Linked DNA regions of Mus musculus: region 1 is linked to region 2. The links are chromatin loops, found by intact Hi-C in ENCODE. Cell type or tissue: gastrocnemius. All regions are shown on one strand. Links, peaks and the distances in the headings refer to the core of each region. The heading gives the core; the rest is flanking DNA. Region 1 overlaps Itpkb (inositol 1,4,5-trisphosphate 3-kinase B). Region 2 holds the start of Itpkb (inositol 1,4,5-trisphosphate 3-kinase B).

Region 1 (12,564 bases), core at 2,871-7,870, 59 kb before region 2:
TCTTGGTCCCGACTTCCTCTGCACCAGCAGGAGCAATCTCTGTTGGGCCTACACACCTGTGTTGCTATGAGAATCATACAGGGTGGTGGCAAGCAGGAGGAGCTCTGGGGGCCTCTACCTACTGTGTGTCAACTTTCACACATTAAAATCTGTTCAGAGCCTTTCAAAGTCCTGACTTGGCTCCCCTCCACTCCAGTCTAGGGCACCCTCTTTGGCCCATCTGAAGTTTTGCTGGAGTATCCTAAGGTGTCAAGAATAACAAGTCCGAGGAACAGAGGGAGGAGCCAAACTAAACTTCGGAGCCTCAGTCCTCCACGCCCATATTCTCTACAATCCAAAGGCAGTGTCCTCAATGACTGATTTGCCTGCTCAGAGGGTCAGGGTGGCCCCAGTTTTCCATGTAGTAAAATGAACATCTGGCTGCCGTGTGATGCCTTACACAGAACCTTCTAACTCAGAATTACCTGCAGGGAGATCCTGATGTCTAAAGCAATCCAGAAAAAAAATGCAATCACAGATAACCCCATTCTATTTCATTTCACTTTAGCACTGTACAGGCTAAGTTTGGCATAGTGAGTCAGCCATCTTGGTTTCAATATTACTGGTAAATTCTAAGGAAGCAAAAAGTGGCAGTTTGTTTGAACCACCATGTAGCCGGTTTTTGCTACTTTGTGGGTTCTTCTTTCTTCTACCCTTCTCTACCTCTTTTCTTTCACCCTTTAATCCCTCCTAACTCTAAGTAGGAGAGTAAAAAGGATAGAGGGGAAAGGAAGAGATCCCCGAATAAAGTCCCAGTTGGAAAGGGAGGCAATGTTACCGTTAGACTACTTCCAGCTGATGAGGGGCTTCCAGTTGGGTGGGGGCAAGTTTGATCTTTGCCATCAGGAGACCTAATTATTTTCTTGTTATTGTTTCAGTTTTTAACACATGACTACTTAACAAATGGTGACTGACAATGACTGAACCCAGCATTACCAACCCACCCTGCCCCCGCCCCCCCAGGAACTCTAGCATTTATAGACCCTCTGAAAAGTCCCCAGAATCCCGAAGACCACACAATCGTAGAAACTATCTGAGCTGGCAAAATCACACCCCTGCTAGAGCACGAGGCAAATCATAGTCAGCTGTGGGCAATCTGAAGCAGCCCCATGACCCACACCTTGGGTTAAAATGAAAACATGTTCTTATCATAGTTCTGTGCTTTTTAAAGAAACCAAAATCCCAGAGTTCCCACTACACCACAGGTCCTGACACTCTGAAGACTCTTCTAATTCTTTAATACAATGGTTGAAAGGGATCTTGGGTCTGGGACACCACCCTACTACTCCAGTTGGAGGTTGGATTCTATTACCCTTTCCACCCGCTACTCTGACTCCCCTGGTGAGCCTGAAAAGCAGCTCAACTTTCTGACAACCTTGACTTCCTCATCTGCAAAACAGGGATAACAAGGCAAGCCCTGCCCCATCCCAGGTTGTTATGGCAACCGAGTAAGAAAGGAGATATGAAGGTGCTTTACAAACCACAAGATACACTCCAAGTTCAAGCTCCTGAGATGGAGAAGAGCCCAGAAACCTGAGAGTATTTTATTCTGATTTGTTAAAGGATTTATATCATTCTTTGACTTAAAAGGACTTTGGGGTGCTGAGGTTTACATCTGTAACCCCAGCATTCAGAAGGCTCATCCAGGAAGATGGTTAACAGAGGCTGGCTTGGTCGACAGTGAGACTCCATTTCAGAAAAGCCAAAAGGGGTGGGGTGGAGAGACCAGAGTAGCTGCCCAGAAGTGGCCTTGACTTCTAAATCAACTTCTCCAAGCAACTCGCATAAACAGACTGTTGATTCAGACAGCTGTAAGCACAACAGGAAAGATGGGACACTTTCCACGTTCTCTTTTCACTTATTTTGGGTTTTGAGTCATGAAAAGAACGTGGGCAACCTTACCGCATTGCCTTTTAGATGAGCGTAAAGGTCATTTCCTAGAACCCTCTCCCCACTCCGGCAGCTGGGCCTGTGGTAGGCAGCATACCAGCTCCAGCTCGGTGCTGAGCTGAAAGTCTAGATCTGTTTGGCCAGGATCTCAAGGACAAAGACATCCCCATCAACCTTCTCTCTGGTGCTCTGACCCCCCAGGAAGGGGACAGAAAGAGTTTCCAGGACACACAAAGACTTATTCTGCTCACAAGGGTATTGACCAACCCAGCCTACTAGACTGTGCCAGGATTGGCATGCAAGAGCAGAACAGGGACAGTTTCTGCTTTACCTCTGGCAGATGCACCCTTCTCTATTATTAGCAACCCAGGCAAGATGCCACGGGGCTGGGGACACCCCTTTGTGTCAAGGGGAAGGAGGCAGGAGGAGGTGCGTGTGCAGGAGAAAGAAGCAGGTGGAACTTCCTGAGGCTTCCTCCACAGAGCAGAGAGCAGGGTGAGGTTGCCAACAGCCTGTCCTCTTAGCTTGCTAACCTCAGACACACCCAAACTTCAAAGTTCACCCTGGATGTGGCTCGAGGTGTACCCCTGTGCTGCTAGGCCCAGCTCAGTCACCTGAGGTCTCTGGGTGTGGAGCTGCAACAGGCCTGGAGAGGCCTAGAGAAACAGAAAAAGAATGAGCAGAAAACTAGAGAAGCTCCCTCCCTCCCTCCCTCCCTTCCTCCCTCCCTCCCTCCCTCCCTCCCTCCCTCCATTCTGTGACAAAGATGCAATTTAGGGTAGCCCTAATGCTACAACACACTTATACCACCAAAGGATGGTGACCATTAACATAGTGCTGTTCCATAGGTCACTTTCAGTCCTGTTCAAAGTAGGGAAACAACTTTGTGTTAAAGATGAGAGGCAATCTTGGCAAGCCTAAGTAATCTGTCCATGGAAGAAGCATGGTGTATGCTGACTCAGTGGGTTGAGATGAGAGGCAGAGGACTGTCACCTCCATATATATGTGTGTGTGTATATATGTACATTATGTATACATGTATATATGTATACATGTGTATATATATATATGCATACACACTATCACTTGCTATATCACTATGCAACATCTATGTTTTTTATATAATATCTTGTATGTGTGCATGTGTGTGTGTGTGTGTATGAATTCTTTTAAAAAGACAGATTTCTGGCTAACGGTAGAGTCTACATTTAGGTAGAAGTGTTGCACTCCAGAACATGCCCGCTGGTCACACTTGTCTAAATGTTAACCACAGTATGAAAAGTATTCAGTCGGAGAGGCTTTGCAAAAGAAGCAACAAGTGAGTGGTGTTTATTGACTAACCAGGCAGAGTGGCCTAGGGAAAGTCAAATAAAATTCCACGGAGGTGAGCGAGCAGGCACTTCTGAGGCAGCATCAAGAACACCATTCTACTCAGTGCATGGAGACACCGGGCTGCAGGCCTCTCACAGGGCGCTGCCTAGCTAGGGCAACTAAAGTGGGAGGGAGGTTGGAAATTGGTCTCCAGAGCACAGCTGAGCGTTCATTCTGGCTGTCCTTTCCTAGTCTCGTGTGACTTCAAGTCGACCTGTGTGTGTCCTTGTGGACTTCTATATCTGTAACATGAGCTTGGGACATTGACAATGAATAGGAAAAGTGTCTAGCAGTAAATGATACCAAAATGGTCATCGTTGTTATCATAACCAATCTTGGTCTGGGTAAGAAAGGTTGAATTCCGTACTTGGGCAGCAGGGGTTGGGGTATGGGTGGTAGGTAGTGGTGTGTGCTGGGGATATAACCCAAGGACTGAGGCATGCTGGGCAAACACTCTACCACTGAGCTGCACTACCGGGTCCAGCTCCATTTAAGTATGCTTTTGTTGTTATGTGGTAATATGCTTTTGAAACTGTTTCACTCTGCAGCCCAGACTCATCCAAAAGGTACTATGTAGCACAGGTTGGTGTAGATCCTCCTGCTTAGCCTCCCACGTGTTGGGTTTACAGGAGTGAGCCACCAACCTGGCCCCATTTGCCCTTTTGTAATCAAACAAACAAACAACAAACAAACAAACAAACAAAACAGAGCTGAGCTACAGCTTTGGTAAGGTTTGTTCACAGGAGACTCATTCTAAGCCACTCAGTTACCAGGAAGGTGGTTTCCTGTGTTTAGAGTGAGGCCACCCCAGAAGGGCTCACAGGTGTCAATCAACAACTCTGCTGGAGAAAAGGGGCAGGCAGCCAGGATGCAGGAAGGGGGCATCCCCAGGGCCAAGCCCTAGGCAAGCATTACTCTGAGGGTAAGTCTGCATGGGAAAGGCTGTCCTGGGAGTCCCTAGTCACTTTCTCTAGGGATTAGAGCTTTGGTTCCTTTCCAAAACAGCACTTACTGACTCTCAACATGTTCCTGTTGTTCGTTTTGATTGCAATCTTGCCATTTGTGAAAATTAAAACATACCTGGATGCTAAAGAAGACTATCTCCTAATGTGCCAGCCATCTCCTGGGTCCCCTCATCCCTTCGGTGCCTTTGATCTCTTTTAAGTCTGGTGTATTACACTCCTGGAATTTAGAGAGGAGCTAATCTTGTCTTACAGTGTCTTGAGTCTGACAACCCCCAAGCCAAATATGTCAGTTCTCAGCCTCCACGCAGAAAACAGACTGATTAACCACATGAAGGCAGACACCAGGGGTCTTTGAGATGCTGTGGATAGAATGGTTCCCGAGGAATATCTTTAACGTTCTAGTTCCCTTTTAACTGATGTTTGGGGGAGGGGGAGATAAGAGATGGACATTTTTCTCTATCAGGGTAACTCAAGGCTTTACTTAAAATTGCTTAGGAATGGTAATAAACACAAGCAATGCATGAGGAAAAACCTACCAAGGATGACTGCAAGGATTTTTATTTCGTTCTCTGAATTAACCCACAACAGATGTGAATGTTTCAAAAAAAAAAAAAAAAGTTAAATGTTACTGTTTTAAATCACATTTCACAGGCAAGAGCCAAGAAAGCGTCTGACTTTTGAAACCACTTTCACCAGTGTAGAAGGCGTCGTTCTCAGCTGGAGAGAAAAATCTGAGAGGAATCCAGAGAATGCCACGCAGGGGAGAAGACAGAAATGTCTCTGTAGTCTCTTACTGATGTCGGAGTCTAGGACCTGTTCACCGAGGCTAACAGCTCAAAGTCATCAGAGCCCTCAGGCCGCTAGGGACCGCTCCAGGGTGGCACATCCCATTCCTGATGGAGGGTGGGGCCTGCAGGCATAGGGTGTCCAGGACATGGCTCCACCCCGCCTTTCCATGACGTCAGGCTCCGGGGGAAGGGCCGAGTGCGTGAGAGGCGGGGCACTGCGCTAGGAAAGAAGGGCGGAGCTAAATAAGGGGTGGGCCGGAAGAAGGGAGGGCATTGCAGAGGAGGGAGGGGCGGAGCAGAGTTAGGGGAAGCCGGAGTTCTAAGACTCTGACAAAGCGCTAGTCTTCCTTCCTGAAACCAGTTTGCCTTCCTGAAAGGCAGCCCCGACTTTATAACTTAGTTTGGAGGGAGAGGTCGGAGGTAGGGAATGTCTGTGGCCACGAGTAGAGGGGACAGAAATTCGTCCCTTTTATGACCAGAAGAATTAATGCTAAACAATCAGGGAACTTTAAGGAAAAGGAGAGCAACGACTCCACAGAAGAGAGGAAGAGGAATAGAGAGTGCGCATGTTTCCCAGCAGGTACACAGAGGCAGACATCTGTGAAAGGAATTTGTTTAGAGTCGCGACTCAGTTTAGTTGAAGCAAAAGCAAAGTCAGAGAGAGGAACTGAACAGTTTCTGTTGTCCCAGACACAATTTAAAGCGAATTTGTCCACTGACGGACCTTCTCTGTCCACGTGCCTTAAAGCCTCTGGACACAGCAGAGCCTGTCCCTGGGGCCAAGCAAGGGAGAAAATTCAATGTGAATGCAAGACACCTCCATCCCGATCAGGGCGCTCAAGCCTTGTGAGAAAGGGTCCCCCAGATGAACAAGTGGTCAGCATTTGAGGCCAAGTCCCTGTCCCTGTGTTTGCCAGCTCCTTTAGAATCGCTGGAACCTCCACTTGAGCCGGGGGGGGGGGGGAGAGGGAAAACAGGGGGGGGGCGGGAGGGGTGGTGGTTGGGGGGTCAACCTGTATCACTTGTGTGGACATTTACCTTAACACCTTGCTCAGCTTGCCTCCTCTCACTATGTAAAATTCAGTGATACATCAGAAAACAGTACTTGGGGCACACAGCCCCCACACACTGCTGCAGCCCCCCCCCAACCTCTGTCTCTTTTCTGGGACCCACAGTCCCAGCTGACACGGCCCTCTGCCCTAAGGGATGGTACTTTATTACTGTGGATTAGTCAGCGAGTCTGTTCCTATAGACACTACCATCCTTCAAAAGGTGAAAAGAAAGGGAAGAGAAGGAATTAGTAATACACTGTGGGTATATATTCCATTCCTGTCGTTACTCAAGAGAGCTCCCACCTATTCCCTGAGCTAGGCCAGAGTTGGGAAGTCTTAAGAAACGGATACAACTACAGGCCAAATCTAGCTCAGGCTAGCTGACAGAATGCAACTGCTTATAGCATATAGAAAAACACCTTCATCAAGGTAAAATGTTTGATCCCAATATTAAATATAAGCTCTAAAAGAAAGATCAATTTACAGCTGGGCACTGGTGGCACACACTTTTAATCCCAGCACTGGGGAAGCAGAGGCAGGTGGAGCTCTGGATTCCAGGCCAGCCTGCTCTACAAAGGTAGTTCCAGGACAGCGAAGATATCCTGTCTGGAAAAATAAAAAACAAAAAACAAAACAAAAAAAGTTTACATATCTTTGCATGGTGTAGATTTGGGAGGTGGGCAGATGGGCTTTCTCCTTTTCCTTCTGCATCACGTACATGCCTGAGCACTGAGAAAGTAAGCAATACAGGTCCATCTTAGCATCCTGAAGAACATAATTTACAACTCTTGGGCAGTTGTCCTGTCTTCCCCTCCTAAATAAGTGTCTGCGAACAGGCTACGGTGGCACACACCTGTAATCTAAGCAGCCAGGAGACAGAAGCAGTGTGGTTGTAGCTCAAGGCTATCTACAGCTACAGAACAAGTTTGAGGCCAGGCTGCCCCATTGCCTTGAAGCCCTTTGGACACAGCAGAGCCTGTCCCTGGGAGCACAGGTGACTGTCTAAAAAACACACAAGCAAAGAAATAAATGTCTGTATTAAAAAATATTGACATCCATGTTAGGGCTCAACGTTGCATATAGAATGAATGATGTTGGTAAACAGCTGAAGATGGTGGGCTGAAAGCCATCTCAGCTTCCTTAAGGGCCCCAGGTAACTCCCATCTCCATGAGCAAGCACAGTCAAGGTTGGCAGTGGGGTGGTTCTTAGCCTTGGCCACACATCAGCGTCACTTGGGACTTATCGCCCGTGTCCCTCCCTCTCTTAGTTTCTGACCTAAGCAGTTTAGAATGCAGTATGGCACCGAGACTCATTAAAGCTTCCAAAGTTTTTCCAAAATGCAGCTCAGGCCAGATCCACCTGGCTTGTGTTTAATCAAAATGGTCCAAGAGGGCTACGAATGCATAAGTGTCAGTCAGCAAGCAGGTCTGGTTCTTGGAAACAGGGCAACTCAGACACTCGTATGCATTCACAGTGAAATAGCTTTTCGTTGTTTGTTTGTTAGTTTGTTTTCTTGTCTTATTCTCACAGTGAAATAGATGACAAGGGGAGGGGTGGGAACCAGGTAGGCAGAAATTTACATCTAAGCCCCCACACCTCCTTCCCTCCCCTCCTTGTGACTTGGGCCAAGCCACTTAACTGCTGTGAACCTTGGTTTTGTCACATGTACAATGGGTGTGGCAGTAATTAATAATACCTCCTTTGCAGGGTGGAAGAATTAGCTATACTAGTCATTACCTGAGCCATCCAAAGACCTCTAAGCATTGCCTGTGACTGTTAACAAATAAATTGGCCACAGAATTAGATATGTTTAATATGTGAAGAGAAGATGCCGTCGGCTGGCAGTCCTCTTCCGAGGGAAGGACCCATTTAGAGATTCCTGTTCCTTGGAAGCAGTTGCGAAAGCCAAAGAAACTAAGAGTGCTGTGGAAGCAGGCAGGCACCGCCCAAGCACCCAGGACGCCTCACTTGGGTTCCCCACCCGAGGTCACTTGTAAATTCCACCTCAGGGGAGGGTGTGTGTTTCCAAGGACAGCTTGGCTGTATCTGGCTTTCTACCTCCCACAGTGGGCGGCTGCCACATTATGCTATCGCAAAGCGCAAAGCGTTCTGCAGAAGACAGGTCTGTCTGCCCCAGCCTCACGCCTACCTTCTTCCCACACCCTATTGTGAGACTCTGAGGGAAGCCAGGCCCCAGAGGAGCAGCTAGCCAGGCAACATGTCATGTGTTCCTTACAAACTGTGTGAAGCCCGTTGGAAGAGACAGATACTGGGACTCTGACAGGCATGTGAGGCAGAGAGGAGGAGGAAGGAATACCAAGCCAGCACTAGTGGTTCCTGAGCAGCCAGGAATAAAACAACCTCTCAGTAAAACCACTATTACCCTTCCTAACCTCTCCTTTTCCCTTTAACGTCTAAATGGCTGAGGAAGCGCTTTTGCATATGCATATTTCCCTTGATGCTCAGAACAGCCCTCTATAAAAGCATCGATGACATAGGATTAAGACCAGTCCAGTTCACTAATAAGAAAGCAGAAGCTCAAGGAAGACACAACTCATCAAAGGGAAACCAAGACTGGGACCCATGTCTGTATAACGAGAACCCACTTGCTCCACCATGCCATGGGCCTTGCTGGTAACCAACTCAAAGGCCTTATGGCCGCTACGTGGTGTGTCACCTGTGAATGCGGAGCTTGGGGCAGGGGGTTTTTGGATATAAAACTAATCCAAGCGCTAGCTGAGTTACTCTGGTTAGAGTCCTGATTCTAACGCTGAGCTGGGTAACCCATCACACCCTCAATCTTCACTTCATCTGAGAGAATGGCAAAGCCACCTGCCCAATGACAGGACGAAGGGGGACCTAAAGTTACAAAAGTCAACCCCTGAGCACCTTTGTAACATCTATGTCCACGGCATAGCCTTCCTCTCCTTATGCACCTTTGTTTTAAAAGGCTGTCAGAAGAGGGCATGGACCCCCTGGGACTGGAGTTATAAATGGTTGTGAGTCACCATGGAGGTGCTAGGAATTGAACGAGGGTCCTCTGCAAGAGAAACAAATGTTCTTAACCGCTGTGACTCATCTTCTGCCAAACCCTTACCAGCCAGCTTGCCTGGCATGAGGCTTCCAGGAGGGAAATAGTGGTCTGTATGCAGCAGTAGGCAAGCAGGCTCCCCAGCCTGCCTGCATTCCTGTTCAAAGAGCATGCTTCTCTCGGTGTGGGGGAGGGGATCAGAAGCTGCACCTTTAAAAAAATGGTATGTATGTATGTATGTATGTATGTATGTATGCATGCATGTATGTTCCCTTCCACAGTAGAGGGCATGAGAAAAAGTCCTTAGGAAAGTCAGCCACATCACAGGAAGGGTCTTGGAAATAAAATATTGTCACTGTTCTCATTTGTGAGATATGGTCCATCATCGTGATAAACCTTACAAACCAGAAAGCCAAGCACTGACATCCCAGGACTTCTAGGAGGCTCGTAGGTAAGAACCAAGTCTAGATCTGCCAGGGCCATGTGCTGTCCCACTGTCCCACCCTCTAACCTCCACTTGTTCATACCCTCAGGTCAGCATTGCCCAGGGTGCAGAATACCAGACTCACAATCAGCTGGGTTTCAAGCCCTCCATGGGAGGAAGGGTAAAAGCTGCTCACGGGTAGGTCCTCCTCCTCCTCATTTTTTTTTCTTTAACATATTTTTTTTAAGAGCCCAGATCTTGCTATGTTGTAGAACTTCTGGCCTCCAGTTACTCTCTCACAGAAGCTGTCTGAGTTAGGAGGACTAAGTTGGCACCTCTATGGGCAGCTTCGCCCCCCCCTACCCCCCAAAGCCGGTGCTGATCTGAGCGTGGCGGAACGCCTTTAAGCTCAGCACTCGGGAGGGAGAGGCAGGTGACTCTCTGAGAGTTCCAGGCTAACCAAAGCTACATAGTGAGACCATGTCACAAACAAACAAACACATGCCTGTGTAGATGTGGAAAGCAAATGACACAGAAAGATGCTACCTTCCAGGTACCCAGAGGGAAACAGCCCTTCACCAGGAGAGACACAATGGGTCTTTGTCATTGGGGAGCATGTCTTTATAAAAGCTTAAATCTGTTAACGTTCCCTTCTGACATGTGCTCTTGTTGTCCACGGGCTATTTTAACAGCCTTTGAATGCCTCACCGAAAAATTTGGCTCATGCTGGCCTGCATGTTCAGTAACTGCTCCATAGCACGATGACAGCCGACTGGGCCCCACCCCTGCCCCAGGGGCTGGCAACAAAGGCCCACTCACCATTTCCCAGTCCTGCCGAGTTCTCTCGGGTCTTCTGGCCATTGATAACACAGATTTCAACTGTGGATCCTTGTTCCTTCGACAGGCAGCTACTAAAGTCCAACTCAACAAAGAAAATCTAGCTCAATGTTCCCCTCTCCCACGGAGCCTTCACAGATAAGCTCTGGCAAGGAATCCTCCCAGCAAGTCCTGGGGCAGGCATACCCCTCCCTGGTCTGCCCACGACACCATGGCCCAGCCCTCCACAGCGGCCCTGCAGCTTCTGCTCTGAGATCTGACCGACGATGACACCTCCACCTCCACCTTCACAAGGCATGGATCTCACCCAGCAGGAATGTTTAGCATGAAACAGGTGTTTAGCTCAATGTTTATAAAATGAACACACAGGTTAACTGGTTAAAAGCCTGAAGACACTACAGTAAGATTTACCTAAGATTGAGCCTCCCTTATGTAAAATGCTTGGGTCCAGACGTATGTTGGATTTTAATTTTTTTGTTTTCTGATTTTTGAATATTTGCATATATAAAAACAATATATTTTAGAAACAGAACTCAAGTCTTAACACAAAATTAATTTTTTTGCTTCACATATACCATATGCGCACAGCCTGAAGGTAATTTTATTTTTATTTTTTAAGATGTGTTTATTTTAAATATGTGAGTACACCGTCACTCTCTTCAGACACACCAGAAGAGGGCATCAGATCTCATTACAGATGGTTGTGAGCCACCATGTGGTTGCTGGGAATTGAACTCAGGACCTCTGGAAGAGCATTCAGTGCTCCCAACTGCTGAGCCATCTCTCCGGCCCCTGAAGGTAATTTTATACGGCATTTTTAGTGAGACTGTGAGGTCAGGAGTCGAATTTTCCTCCTGTGGTATGTGTATTGCCAGTGCCCAGTTTTTGGATATTGGATGTTTGGAGAGTTGGGACCCTTTGACCTAGGAAGATTTCTACCTTCTTGGTCATGCAGCTCCAGGGCTGGGTGTGGACAGTGGCTGGCTGAGAGGCTGGGCTTGGTAGTGAGGCAGAGTAGTGAGGGGCAGCCCAGGGAGCTGCTGAGAGTGGAACTGTGGAAGGGGGCAGGGGTTAGGGGAAGGGCAGAGGGAGGGTGGAGAAGCCAACAGGAGACACTCTGAAACCAACCCTAGACTGGCAAGGCAAGCTCCTACAAGAAAGATACAGCCCACTCAGCACAGCAGATAAGCTAGAAGACCTTGCCTGGTATATACAGGACTTACCAGGATACTGGAAAACAACCCCAGGGAGAGCCATGTGAGCATGCATGCTTTCAAACCGATTTCATGCCCTGTGCTGAAGTCCTAGAGGTGGGCGGGCAGGGGGCAGGTCACAGGTCACACTTGCACCTGGAGGGCCAGAGAATGACTCAGCACCTCAACTACTTATCAGACCTGACCATTTCTAGACATGCCTGGTATTAACTAAAAAAGGGGTCTCAGTAAGTATCAAAAGTGGGGAAAGTCACAGGATTCACAGATACTATCTCTTGAAAATTCTGCAGTGGTGAAAATTCAGAAGCTACATTCCACCTTGACCTTCAAGGAGAGGAGGAAAATTCAATAGGACTGGACCACTCTAGTGCTTTTAAACTCAGTTGGGCAAACCTCAAAGGTCCTACATTGTTCCTTACATCCTCTGGGGCCTGTCCCTCCTCCAACCACAAGTAATACATCTTCCATGCAGACCAAACAGAGTACAACCCGAGCCCCTGTACAGACAACCAGATTGTAGGCCCCATGCTACTCATTAGCCACAGTACACCTGCCCACGATCCTCCCACCCAACTAGGAATCTTTTGTTACGTATAATGGGTAGCTATGCATGATATCAGAAAAAGAAAGTCCACAGCCTCAGTATGTGTCTGTTGCTCCTAAGAGTTGTCTTGCGTTAGTGTTAGACGTAAGATACCTCCACAGGCTTGTGGGTTTGGATATATGGTCCTTAGGTGGTAGTGCCATTTTTGGTGGGTTGTAGAACCATTTGGACTTATATCCCATTTGGCAGACATGGGGCTAGAAGGCTGTAGGGCTGGGTTTATGGTTGCATAGCCTGGCCTGGTTCCTACCTGAGCCCCTCTCTGCTTCCATGTCTACTGAGATGGGAGGAGTCCCAGTCACACAGACCTAATACTGTGAGCCCCTCCATGCCTTCCCTGTTGTGTTG
Region 2 (12,564 bases), core at 3,780-8,779:
GTCAAATGAAGCTACAAAAGAAAGGATCTACTTGGCTCAAACGATACTTTTCCATTTATCTCGCACGTCACACTGCATATTAGTTACGTTGACTGACACTGATACAGCCAACTGCTGCCTAACTTACGTGTGAATCTCAATAGTTGCTCAAACCGTAGATCAGCCATACAACCACATCTGCAGAGGTCAGGGGCCTGTCACAGGATCATACCACTCACATTCCTGCCTAGGAGTAGAGGCTGAGTTAAGCCAATAGATATCTTTGTCAGCCTGAATAAACCATGAAATGAAGTGTTTCACTCCATCAAGTCAAAGCAACGCATCTCTGCTCACCAGCTTTAGAAATTAGGAAGGTTTATTATAGTTGACATACACGAACCTTATGTTCCTTCAGACCCATTTTTTAAAGACATGTACCGTAAGAACAACTTAAACTCACTGCCCAGTCTTCAGAGTGCTTGGTAGACCATGCCCACAACAAAACCACCTATAGAGAGATATTATGACTTTACCAGAGCCCTGCTCAGGGTCTTTCCCGCTCAGCAAAAAAGTAAGAAAACCAGGATGATGCACGGAGCATCCAAGGTCTGCTTGCGAGGCAACACTTACCACTCTGGGCTTCTGCTGGTCCAGGGTATGCAAAAAGGCTGAGTTGGGGTCCAGCGTGCGCTCAGGGTCACTGGAGATGTCCTCCTCCGAGTCATCGTAAGAAGAGGAGAAGCCAGTGGAGGAGGCTGAGGAGGAGGACAGCTTCCTCAGAGGCAGGGGACCCCGAGGGCTTCCTTGGATCTCCTCTAGCCCTCCATCCTCCTGAGCACCCATATCTGTAATGATGACTGCAGGGATGGCTGGGATGTTGCTGGGGCTGCAGGCCTCTTTTAAGGAGGCCTTGTCCTTCTGGTCTGGGGGCATCTCTTGGCAGCTAGGGTGAGCATCTCCGTCTGGCAGCTGGCTTCCCCAAGTCCCCTTCGACTGTACCCCCGTGTCACGTGTCCAGATCAGGGGAGCTTCCTCCAAGGCACTGGGCCAAACTATGGAACTCTCAGGCTGCATTCCCATCCTGTCCCCAGGGAGGCACTGGGGTTCTTTCAATTTTGTTGTTACTTCCCCAGGTGGTAAAGGTTCCAGCATTCGGCCATAATGAACGTCTTCCTCCACACCCCTAGCCCCTGGCTGTGCTGCCTGGCTGCCCCCAAGCAAGCCCAGTGCTGGAGAGCCTTCTCTCTCACTGTCCAGGGTCTGCTGGGGCCCTCGCATCCCTGGGATCCTATTTCCTCCCTTCTCAGGTCCTACGGAATCCAGGTCTACAGGCAGTCTAGACCATCTGGGGTCCTCTGAGGGCTCTGAGCTTTGGGCAGTCACAGCCCTCTCTTCTGGTCTTTTGATGACTTCAGGTGTCCAGGAGCCCTGCCCACCAACAGAATGAATTCCTCTTCCCACCCTTCCAGGGGGTTCTCTCATGTGGGTCCGGACAGGCTCTGGGGTTGAGCCGGTCTCCTTGCCCAGAAACTGCCCCCGTCTCTCCATCTGGGCCTCCCAGGGGCGCATGCCCCCGAGCTCACAGCCTGTCTCCATGAGGGCAGAATCATGTCCAGGGTGTGGTCCAGCGGATGCGGCTGAAGCTGCCACTTTAGTAGCCAACGTTAAGCTAGTTCCAAAGCGCTCCAGTGAGGGAGCAACCCTCTTGTCAGTTTCCATGGGTGTGGGTGAGCCACAGCGGGGACTGGCCGGGGTACCTCTTTCCATTCTCACGGAAGTAGATGGACTCTGAGTCCCTAACCTGGTCGGGCTGGCTGGGCCTAAAAGAGGGGCCACTCCCTCCTTGTCCTTCGAGGGGTGTGTGCTGAGTCTGCTTCTCCTTCCAGAGTTGGTATCTGGGGTTTCTGTACATTGTTCTCCCCAGGACTTTGTTCTGCGTTCCTCACTTGGAGAACACGGAGCCAAGACCCTTTCGGGGGGCTGGCTGCTACTTCGGAAGGGACACGGGGAGGGCGAACGAGCCCTACCCAAACGCGGGCTTCGGGGCGCTTGAATGGCAGAGCTCTGTGCCTGGATTTGCGCCTCGAACATGCCCACTTTCTGGTTCACCTGCACATTTTGCAACTCGCGCTGCAGAATCCGCAGCTTCCTCTGGGCCTCCTCTGGCCCAGGTGGGGAGAGGATGCGGGCCGCCACCACCTGCTGCGCGTCCCCTCGCAGGCGGCCAGCCCAACTGGGACTGCCCACGCCACTGCTGCTGCTGCTGTTGCTGCTGCTGCTGCCACCTCCGCTACCGCTGCTACTATTCAGCCTGCGCCGGCCGCTGCGCCAGCCCCCAGGACTCCCGGGCTCCTCCAGGGACAGCGACTCTGCTGGGGGGAAGAGAAAGGAAGCGCCTCTCCCAGGGCTGAAGACGCTGCCGGGACTCAGCGCGGCCCTCCCGGAGGGCTGGGGCGTCTCGCTGCCGCTGGGCCGGGGGCCGCCACTCTTGAGCTCGTTGGTGCTGTTCATGATCACCAGGCTATTGAGGGCATAGCAGTACACAGCCATAGTACAGGGTCCGCCCGCCGCCGCGGCTCTCCGTCCCGCTCCACCGCCGGCGCCTCCTCCTCCCGCGGCTCTCGGCTTAGTCCCGGAGGCCCGGCGGCCGTAGCTCTGCGCGCTGATGGAGCAGCATGGCCTAGGCGGCGGGCACAGGGCAAAATCGCGGGCTCGGCCCCCGCCCCAAGCTCCATAAACGATTTCGCGGCTGTGGAGACACAAGGAGAAAAGTCAGAATTCCCGAAGGCATCAAGGGGGTGGGGTGGAGAGAGCCCACCCGCAGAAAGCAGAGAGCAAAGGGAGCCCCGGGACCCCAATCTGCTGGGGACGGGGTGCCCCTGGATGTCTAGCCTACAGGAGTTGTGATGCTCAGTGAGGAGGCAAGCCGGGCCGCCTCGATATGGCCTCTATTGGTATTTTCCGGCGGTGGTCCACCTCCCCCAGCTTGTGATACACTCCAAGAACACCTAGAATCCCAAATTCTGAAATTAGTCTCGGTAGCCACGCGGATGGCCGAGGGAGGAGGTGCAACTCGCTGGTTCCCTCCTCGAGACTGGCCAGGTTTCCTTGGCCAGAGCAAACACCGGCTATCGAGGATGACAGGCAACCCTGCTCCACCCTCTCAGGACATCAGAGGCCAAGTCACAGGGAACCTGACCCGGACCTGCCTTCCCCAAACCGCTGCTGGAGCCGAGACCTGGAAGGGGACTTGTGTGCCCACCGTTTTCTTTCTGATCCTGGTCTGGGGCTATGCCTCTCGGCCTATGAAAGGCCGGGAAGAGCGCGGGGGTGGGTGGGGGTGGGGCAGTCCAGGCACTTTTCAGCACTAGCCTTGATGTCTGTCTGTCTCCAAACAAGTGTGTTTTGTGAATGTGGGCACGCGTGCGCGCCAGGGAGCAAACTCTGCAGTATCCAGCACTGGAATCAATCCTGGTGGCTCCCTACTGTCCCCTCAGACCCTGCAGCGAGTGTGTGTGTGTGTGTGTGTGTGTGTGTGTGTGTGTGTGTGTTTGGGAGAGGGGATGCATGTCCGCAGCTACTCAGCCCTGCGCGCATCCTGTTAGCGAGGACCCAGCTGCCCCCTCCGGGACCCACACCCCTCGGAGGAACTCTGGGCTTGCTTGCACAGTTGCAGCCCGGAGGCCTTCTAATTGTGCAGGCCTGAGAATTTGCAGCCCTTCGGGGTCCCGCAAGCTAAGCCCCGGAGCAGCGCGGCCGGCCGAGGGCAGGGCCTCGCGCATCCCGGGCAGCCTCGCCTGGCGCCAGGGGAGCCGCCGGGCAAGCCGAGCCCCAGACGCCCGCAGCGCGCCGGGGAGGTGGTGGCGGCGCAGCGGCCCGGAAGGCGATGGGAAAGTCGAATCGCCTCCTCTGCCCCCAAGGCCACGCCACGCTACCGTCCCAAATCAGCCTCCCTTCTCCGTCGTTCTAGCCCTCACCTCCGTGCTGTGCTCGGACCCCGGAACACCCAGAGGAACCCCAGCACAGATGGAGCGGAAAGAGGGTTCAGAGACGAGGGCCAGGAAGGAGCCGCCACGCTTACCTGCAATTGCTCAGACTTCCAGGTCCCGTGCAGGCGACATGCCCCGGGGACTCCGGGCTCGTACAGACCAAGTGGCTTAAAGTTTTTTTAAAAAAATAAAAAAGCTCCCAAAGGGTTTCCGCAACAACTTATGGAAGACGGAAAAAGTGGGGTGCAACGAAGCTGAATGTACCGGCGCAGGGACTAGGCGATCCCGGAGGGGACACCGCCAGGCCGACCCTGCGTTGCTCTGTGCTTGGTTGGAGACACTACCGCTGTCAGCGTCTGCTCCCTGCTACTTCAGTGTTTGTTCAATGTAAGATTTAAAAAAAAAAAAAAAAGTTGGGGGTTGAGGGAGGAGGCAGAGAGGCGGGGGCTTGGGGGAGGAAAGCAGGAAGGAAGTTGTGAGCCTGTCTGGGGTTGAACTCAGCGGAACAAGTTTTTCTTTTCTTCTTTTTTTTTTTTTTTTCTATTGCTTGGCAAACCGAGGGAGGGAAACACTTAAAAAAAAAGTTTCCATTGTTAGCTAACAAAAAAAAAAAAAAAAAAAAAAAAGACTTTAACTTCTGCGGGTTAAAGATATACGATTTATTTTCCATCCCTCGACCAAGGTTTGCTGGTGTCTAGTTTTATGAAGCTACGTTTGAAAACTGTTTTTAATAAAATTTTGAGTGTGCTAAACAAAGCTGCTGGGGGGGGGATTTTTCTAGCATCGAAAGAGGGGTAATATTCTGCCTAAGCAGAGGGTGTACTTGTACTACAATAGGCAACTTTTTACAAGGTATATTGCATATATTGCAGGGCATTTCCTTGCACAGTTTTAGGTTTTAATGCACCATGGTAGAATTTTGGAAGACTGGTTGGACTGTGAGCTGCTGAGTGTCTTGTAGGCTAGATGTGTGAAGGAGCTCTGCATTAAGCAGTTATCTATAAACGCACACAGAGGCTGTGCTGTTCGCGTATTTTTGCACTCAACTCTCAAAAAGTTATTTTAAGAAAAAGCATAGTCCTGGGGCTGAGGCCCGATCAATGTCTTCAACCACTTGCTCAGTCTCCTGTGAATTTACTCCTGCGTTTTCAAGGGTTCTACTCTACCCTCAAATAAAGGGGGGGGGGCACCAGGCAACACTGGAGGGCGGGGGACACTCCCTGCCCCCATACACACACACTTAAGCCCCACCCGGCACTGCAAGCCTGTTTTGCATAATTCCCTAAATCTTAAACTCTAGCGTTTAGTGGAAACAGGGAACACAGCTGCGAGGTTTAGGAGATTTAAGAATCCTAAGCTTGTATCCGCCCATATATCCTGATTAGCCAAACCTCGGATGGAAAACCTGACCGCCTGTAGCAAGCAGACAGCTTACTTGTTTATGTAACAATACCGTTGAAGTGAGCAAAGCAACCTGCAGCTTGGTCAGGAAAAGACTCAAGCAAATTTGAAACCAAGAGCCCTTCCAGCCAAGAATTCCTGGAATCGGACAAGTCCTTTCTGGTTTTGTTTTGTTTTGTTTTTGTTTTATTTTTTATTTTTTTTAACATACCCTGGAAGGCTTGAATCTGGTTTCCCTCTCACCCTCAATGGGGCTGAATAAAGATGCCTGTCCTGTGTGTGTTCTAGTATTACCGTGAGACAAAGAAGCCACCTCTATCTAGACTCCCTCCTTTGGTCCCTAGTGGCAAGAAGAGGAGTTACTCAAGCTATGAAGTCTAATCTGAGAGGTGATAAATGCCTCAGTAGAAGCAACTGAAGAGCCTAGCAAAGCTCCCACAAATCTCTACCTTGCCGGCCCCTGAGAAGCTGTTCCTAGTTGCTATTGTCTCTTGTAGGTGAGTCAGTCAACCTTCCCTAGTGAGAAATGAAGGCTGCTGGAACATGCCCTTAGTCTCTGAGTAATCCTTGGCCAGTCAGCTGCTGTCAGACAGGACATGGAGATGGAACTTCTGGCTTGGATGTAAGGGAGACAAGACGATAGTCCTAACCATGACACTGAGAGGGTTTGGCAGGGTTTAAGTCCCCAGATTGGAAGTCAGCACAGCAGGCTTTATATCCTACCATAGAATCTAGCTGGCTCCCACAACGTAAAGCAAAAGTTAACACTTCGACGTAGTGTTTGCTATTTCCAGACACTGGTTTAGGCACATTTTGAATATGTATACAGGACTAAGGACATAGTATGGGTAACAGAATGCCTTCCTAACATGCACCATGCCCTGTGATTGGTCCTCAGCACCGCACAAGCCAGGCTTGTTGGCCTAGTGACACGAACCTGTAATCCAGCACTGTAGTGGTGGAGGCAGGAGGATGAGAAGTTCAAAGTCACTATTAGCTACATCAAGAGTTTGAAAGCATCTTAGGCTATCTGAGATCCTGTCTCAGCAATCCCTCCTTACCTCTAACACACGCACACACACACACACACACACACACACACACACACACACACAAGAGAAAAACAATTTGCATATTGTCAACCTTATAACAACACTGTCAGGTAGGCGTTGTTACAGGCTTCATTTACACTAGAAATTAAAATTCAAAGAGGCAGCTCTCTGCTCCTCCCTGTTCCAGAGACAGTGCATCTTCTTGTGCAGTGCCAGCCTCGTCCCGTAGACAAAATGGTGAAGGCCGGTGTGAACGGATTTGGCCATATTGGGCGCCTGGTCACGAGGGTTGCCATCTGCTCTCTACATGGCAAAGTGGAGATTGTTGCCATCAACGACCCCTTCATTGACCTCGACTACATGGTCTACATGTTCCAGTATGACTCCACCCACAGTAAATTCAACGGCACAGTCAAGGCTGAAAATGGGAAGCTTGTCATCAACGGGAAGCCCATCACCATCTTCCAGGAGCGAGACTGCCCTCCCCCCAACATCAAATGGGATGAGGCCAGTGCTGAGTATGTCGTGGAGTCTACTGGTGTCTTCACCACCATGGAGAAGGCGGGGGCCCACTTGAAGGGTGGAGCCAAAAGGGTCATCATCTCCGTCCGTTCTGCCGATGCTCCCATGTTTGTGATGGGTGTGAACCACGAGAAATATGACAACTCACTCAAGATTGTCAGCAATGCATCCTGCACCACCAATTGCTTAGCCCCCCTGGCCAAGGTCATCCATGACAACTTTGGCATTGTAGAAGGGCTCATGACCACAGTCCATGCCATCACTGCCACCCAGAAGACTGTGGATGGCCCCTCTGGAAAGCTGTGGCGTGATGGTCGTGGGGCTACCCAGAACATCATCCCTGCATCCACTGGTGCTGCCAAGGCTGTGGGCAAAGTCATCCCAGAGCTGAACGGGAAGCTCACTGGCATGGCCTTCCGTGTTCCTAACCCCAATGTGTCCATCGTGGATCTGACATGCCGCCTGGAGAAACCTGCCAAGTATGATGACATCAAGAAGGTGGTGAAGCAGGCATCTGAGGGCCCACAGAAGGGCATCCTGGGCTACACTGAGGACCAGGTTGCCTCCTGTGACTTCAACAGCAACTCCCACTCTTCCACCTTCGATGCCGGGGCTGGCATTGCTCTCAATGACAACTTTGTCAAGCTCATTTCCTGGTATGACAATGAATATGGCTACAGCAACAGGGTGGTGGACCTCATGGCCTACATGGCCTCCAAGGAGTAAGAAACCCTGGATAACCCACCCGAGCAAGGACACTGAGAGCAAGAGAGAGGCCTTCAGTTGGTGAGGAGTCCCTATCCCAACTTGGCCCCAACATTGAGCATCTCCCTCACAATTTCCACCCCAGACCCTCATAGTAACAGGATGAGCCTAGGGAGCCCTTCCTACTCTCTTGAATACCATCAATAAAGTTCGCTGCACCCACCTCTCCTTGGTTTTAATGCGGTGTTGGGGAAGGGAGGGCATATGGGGAGGTAAAGAAGGCTCCAAAAAAGAAAAAAAAATCCAAAGAGGCGTGGCATTTGATCAACACGTGCACCCTGGTACCACAGCTGGCAAAGCTTGATCAGTGCTGTGTGGATCACTCACAGGCTCTATGCTTGTTGCTACTCTCCTTATGCCAGTTCTTTACAACTAGTTACTCCCTAACTTTTCTGGGACCCTCCCCAATTTGCTCGCTTTTGGGATGGGATTGATGCTATAAAATTAATATGTATAAAGAGTGGTGGTGTAAAATCTTTAGCTGACATCATCCTCTAACAATGAAGGATGGGCAGATGTACTCTACTGTAATGGGTTAGGCGTCCCTGATTATCACTCTTGTTCAACGTTGTACTTGGAAGGCTCAGTGAGGCACCATGTGCCTATAATCCCAACAGTCCCATTTCAAATACACTGCAAATGCAAAGCCAGTTTGAACTATGTGACACCCTTGATGTCCTGGTCAGTGTTGTCACACAAGAAAAAGAAATAAAAGACCTTTAGGGTGAAAGAAGTAAAACTATTGTTTGAACACAAGATGTGTGTCGGCAGAGAAAGAAATCTAGTGGAATTTATAAAAAAACCACCAGAAATATAACTAAATTTAGGAAATGTGTTATATTTCTATTGTTACTAAGAAAGAGCCATAGCCTGGCTAGTTGAAACGACAGAGATTTATTTTCGCATAGTTCTTGAGGGTAGAAGTGTGAGATTAAGGAGCTGAGAGTTCTACAGCTCAAGAAGACTGGCTTCCAGGTGGCTAGGATGAGGGTCTCAAAGGCCACGCCCAGAGTGACACACCTACTTTGGCAAGGCCACATCTATTGGCCCCACTGCGTGGGCCAAGCATATTCAAACCACCATACCTACTTTAACCCTAATTACTGTTTAAAAGATCCACCTTTCTCTTGTAATCTCATTCTGAGGTACTGAAGTTAGGACTTGACCATGTGACCACACCACAGCAGTGAGGCTGAGAGAAGTAAGAGCGATGAACGCTGTTAAATACTTAGGGGTACACATGAAGACGCATGCATACGACCTGGAGGCAAAAAACACAGAACAGTGCTAAGAAAAAAAAAAAAAAAAAGACCTGAAAAAACTGAAAGATGGACCATGTTCATAGATTAGAGGACTCAATATTCTTTCTCTCTCTCTCTTTTTTGAAGATTTATTTATTTTATGTATATGAGTGTACTGTTGCTGTCTTCAGACACACCAGAAGAGGGCATCAGATCCCATTACAGATGGTTGTGAGCCACCATGTGGTTGCTGGGATTTGAACTCATGACCTCTGGAAGAGCAGTCGGTGCTCAGCCAGTAGTTAGCTGAACCATCTCTTCTCCTCAACTCAGTATTCTTGATGCCAGTTCCTCTCAAATTTACTAACAGATGCAATGTAAGCAAAATATCCCAGTAGTTTTTTGTTTTGTATTTTTATTTCATAAGCGTCATAGGGAAACACAAGAATTTAGAAGAGACAAAATAGCTTTGACAAAGAAGAAAATAGAAAAACTAACATCACCTGTTGTCAAGAGTTACTTTAAAACCCAGGGCTGGAGAGATGGCTCAGCTGTTAGGAGCACTGGCTGCTCTTCCAGAGGACCTGGGTTCAATGACCAGTACCACATGGTGACTCACAACCGTCTGTAAGTCCAGTCCCACAGAATCCAAACCCCTCTCTGACCTCCACAGGCACTGCACATGTGTGAACACACGTGCACTCAAGCAAAACACTCATACACATATAATAAAATGGAAAAAAAAAAGATCCTTAAATGTAAAAACATGAAACTTTCACAAGAACACACAGGAGATTGGCTCGGCTGGTAAAGTGCCTAGCAGTCACAAGCTGGGTTTGAACTCTGGAGCCACATAAACTAGAGGTGGTGGTTTGCAGCTGCAATGCACTACACTGGAGGTGGAGGTAGCAGGGTCAGAAATTCAAGCTCACACTCTACTACATAGCAAGTTCAAGGCCAGCCTCTTATACATGAGATCTTGTCTCAAAAAGAAAAGCAGAAAAGTCCCTGAGATTTTGGGTAAACAATCTCTCTTTCTGTGTGCGTGCATGTGTGTGTGTGTGTGTGTGTGTGTGTGTGTGTGTGTGTGTGTGTGTGTGTAGTATGTAGTTATGGATGGATAGATGTACACATGTGCGTTTGGAGGTCAAGCGTCAATAGAGACCTTTCTTTCTTCCTTTCTTATTTTTTTTTCAGACAAGGTCTCTCACTACCCTGGTATGGCTAGCCTGACTGGTCAGTGAGTTTCACTGATCCACCTTCCATAGCTCCCACCTCCAATGCTAGAATTAAAGGTTCAAGCCAGTACTCCTGGCTATGTATGCAGGTGCTGCAGACCTGAACTCGGGCTGTGTTCACACAGAAGTGGGCATGTGGTACACAGTTATAATCTCAGAGAGCAGAAGGCAGAGGGAATTCAAGGCCAGCCTGGGCTACGTGGTGAGTCACTGCCATAAACAAAACAAAGAGCATACACACAGAAGAACAATGACCTTTAAGTGTTACTGAAAACAAGAAAAGTGTCCAAGGAACACAATTCAGTGTAGTAGCGCTTGCCTAGCAGGTGAAAGGCTCTGGGCTCACTCTCCAGGACTGGTAAAATAAATACGTACCAACATACATACATACATACATACATACACACACATACATACATAAAATACATATGCAAAAATATGCATAGCAGCTTTATTTGAATTGAGAAAAAAATGTATTATCTATATAGAAGCGAATGGGTATGAGCTGGCTGGCTGTTGCTTGTACCCTGGAACACTGCTCATGAGGGAGAACTGTGGACTCTTGACCATCACAACATGCAGAAAGCTTTAAACATCTAAGCTGACTGAAAGAAATCAGACGGCTAGGAGAGTGTTGAGACAGAGGAGGCCGGGACTGAAGGAGAGGTAACTAACCAGCAAGTTGATGAATTCAGGTTAGAATCGAGGAGATTCACCCTGGAACGCTGAGGAAACAGACATAAACCAAGCAGCTGAACTCAGTATAGAATAAAGAGGAGACTGGTCCCTGGACTTGGAGGCATGAAGCTGTGGAGAGGTAACTAACTGTGTGGAAGACGCAGAATTGTCTGAGCTGGCTGGAGAATGAGTCAAAGCTTATGGCCTTGGCATTTATTTATAAATAATTAGTCTCAGAGTCATCATTCCAGGAGCATGGGCTAGGAGGGGAAAAAAGAATTATTACTTTTTACGCTCATCTCTCTAGGGGATGGTAATGCCCATAGTGGGCTGGGCCCGCCTCCCTCCATTAGCAATCAAGAAAATGCCTCACACACATGCCCACAGGCCAGTCTAATAAAGGAAAGTTTTTTCTTCTCAGTGTGCCAAGTTGACAACCGAGATTAGCCATCACGACTGTTGAGTCATTTGTTGATATTTTTACTGTATTCCCTGGACTAACACCACGTCAGTATTTCACTTCATATGTAAGTCTGTTATTTGTGACACTACATATAACAGTTGATGCCTCTATCTTTGTCCTCTACCAGGGTTTTTCAAAGGCTAGGACCCTAGTTTAATTACCTCTCCACTCTTAGACTTTTAGCTCCACACTGACTAGGTCTATACATGCTTGTTATGTTGAGAAACAAAACCTAATCAAGCCATCAGTGGCGGTGCAGAAGAACCAAGGATCAAGCACACCAGGGAAATCACTGGCTTGCCAGCTGCTGGGAGCAGGAAGCATGTTCCACAACCATGCATGGCTAGGGCAAAGGTCTCCTCTGCCTTTCCCTTGCTCCACAGACCTTGCTTTTCAAAACCTCATGGGCCCAAGGCATGACTAAGGCCAAGCTCTGTCCCTGAGGGAGGTCACCCCATGGACTCCCAGGTCTGGGCCAGAAGCATCAGAGCAGCTTTGCTCTGTCCTTTCTCTCAGTCCTGTCCCTAGTCACTTCCCCTCTTGATCTGGAGACAGCAAGAAAGCATTCATTTGGGTGATCCACTGTTGCGTGCGAACTGTGTGTCAGGCCCATGGGTCCATACAGAGAATACAGCCTCTGCCCTCCAGACTAATGGGGGCCCAGCACATCCAGAACATACCAGGCCCACTTTTCAGTCAGTGCTGAGCAGGTAGAAAGGGGCAGAGCTCCCACAGAGGATACCATCTCCTTGGTCTAGTTGTGTATCCCTGGCAAGAAACCAGAACTCAGCTTTAAGGTCTGTCAAAACGGCACGAGTTATAATCCTGCTCCCGAGCATTCTCTCTCTCTCTCTCTCTCTCTCTCTCTCTCTCTTTCTCTCTCTCAGAGATTTATTTATTTATTTATTTACTTACTTACTTATTTATTTATTTTAGGGCATCAGATCCCATTAAAGATGGTTGTGAGCCACCATTGTGGTTGCTGGGAACTGAACTCAGTACCTCTGGAAGAGCAGCCGGTGCTCTTAACCTCTAAGCCATCTCTCCAGCCCAACTTCTGAGCATTCTTATGAAGATCTATGAAACAGTGTGTGTTAAATACTCCAGACGTTATGTTTTCTTAAAGAGTAGACCTTCAACTGCTAGCCCCAAGTTCTAAAAAAGATCCAAGAGTTAATGCTAGCATAAAGCCTGCCTCAGGTACAGCAAGGCTCTCAAGGACTTCTGTTCTCAGGC

What was found. Peaks named below come from ENCODE experiments on the same cell type or tissue, not always from the same donor. Only the 100,000 strongest peaks of a DNase experiment are listed, where the experiment ranks them.
Region 1: it touches region 2 in a loop (2.8-fold over the local background); 14 of 42 quality-filtered maps call a loop at or near these places.

What each region holds. Positions count from the first base shown.
Region 1 is chr1:180,380,304-180,392,867 of GRCm38, reverse strand. All of the region lies in intron 2 of Itpkb (inositol 1,4,5-trisphosphate 3-kinase B), which reads right to left. Among named protein-coding and RNA genes, the nearest start is that of Gm39712, 22 kb to the left of the region's middle. In gastrocnemius, for the core only: a CTCF peak has its summit at 5,121; DNase peaks (open chromatin) are centred at 4,171 and 5,218; H3K4me3 peaks cover 2,127 bases; H3K27ac peaks cover 5,000 bases.
Region 2 is chr1:180,322,276-180,334,839 of GRCm38, reverse strand. It overlaps Itpkb (inositol 1,4,5-trisphosphate 3-kinase B), which reads right to left and starts at 4,364. Exons shown (of 8, transcript NM_001081175.1): 1 at 4,061-4,364; 2 at 610-2,728. The coding sequence starts at 2,529. It also overlaps the pseudogene Gm5069. In gastrocnemius, for the core only: a CTCF peak has its summit at 5,708; DNase peaks (open chromatin) are centred at 3,798 and 4,245; H3K4me3 peaks cover 1,930 bases; H3K27ac peaks cover 2,259 bases.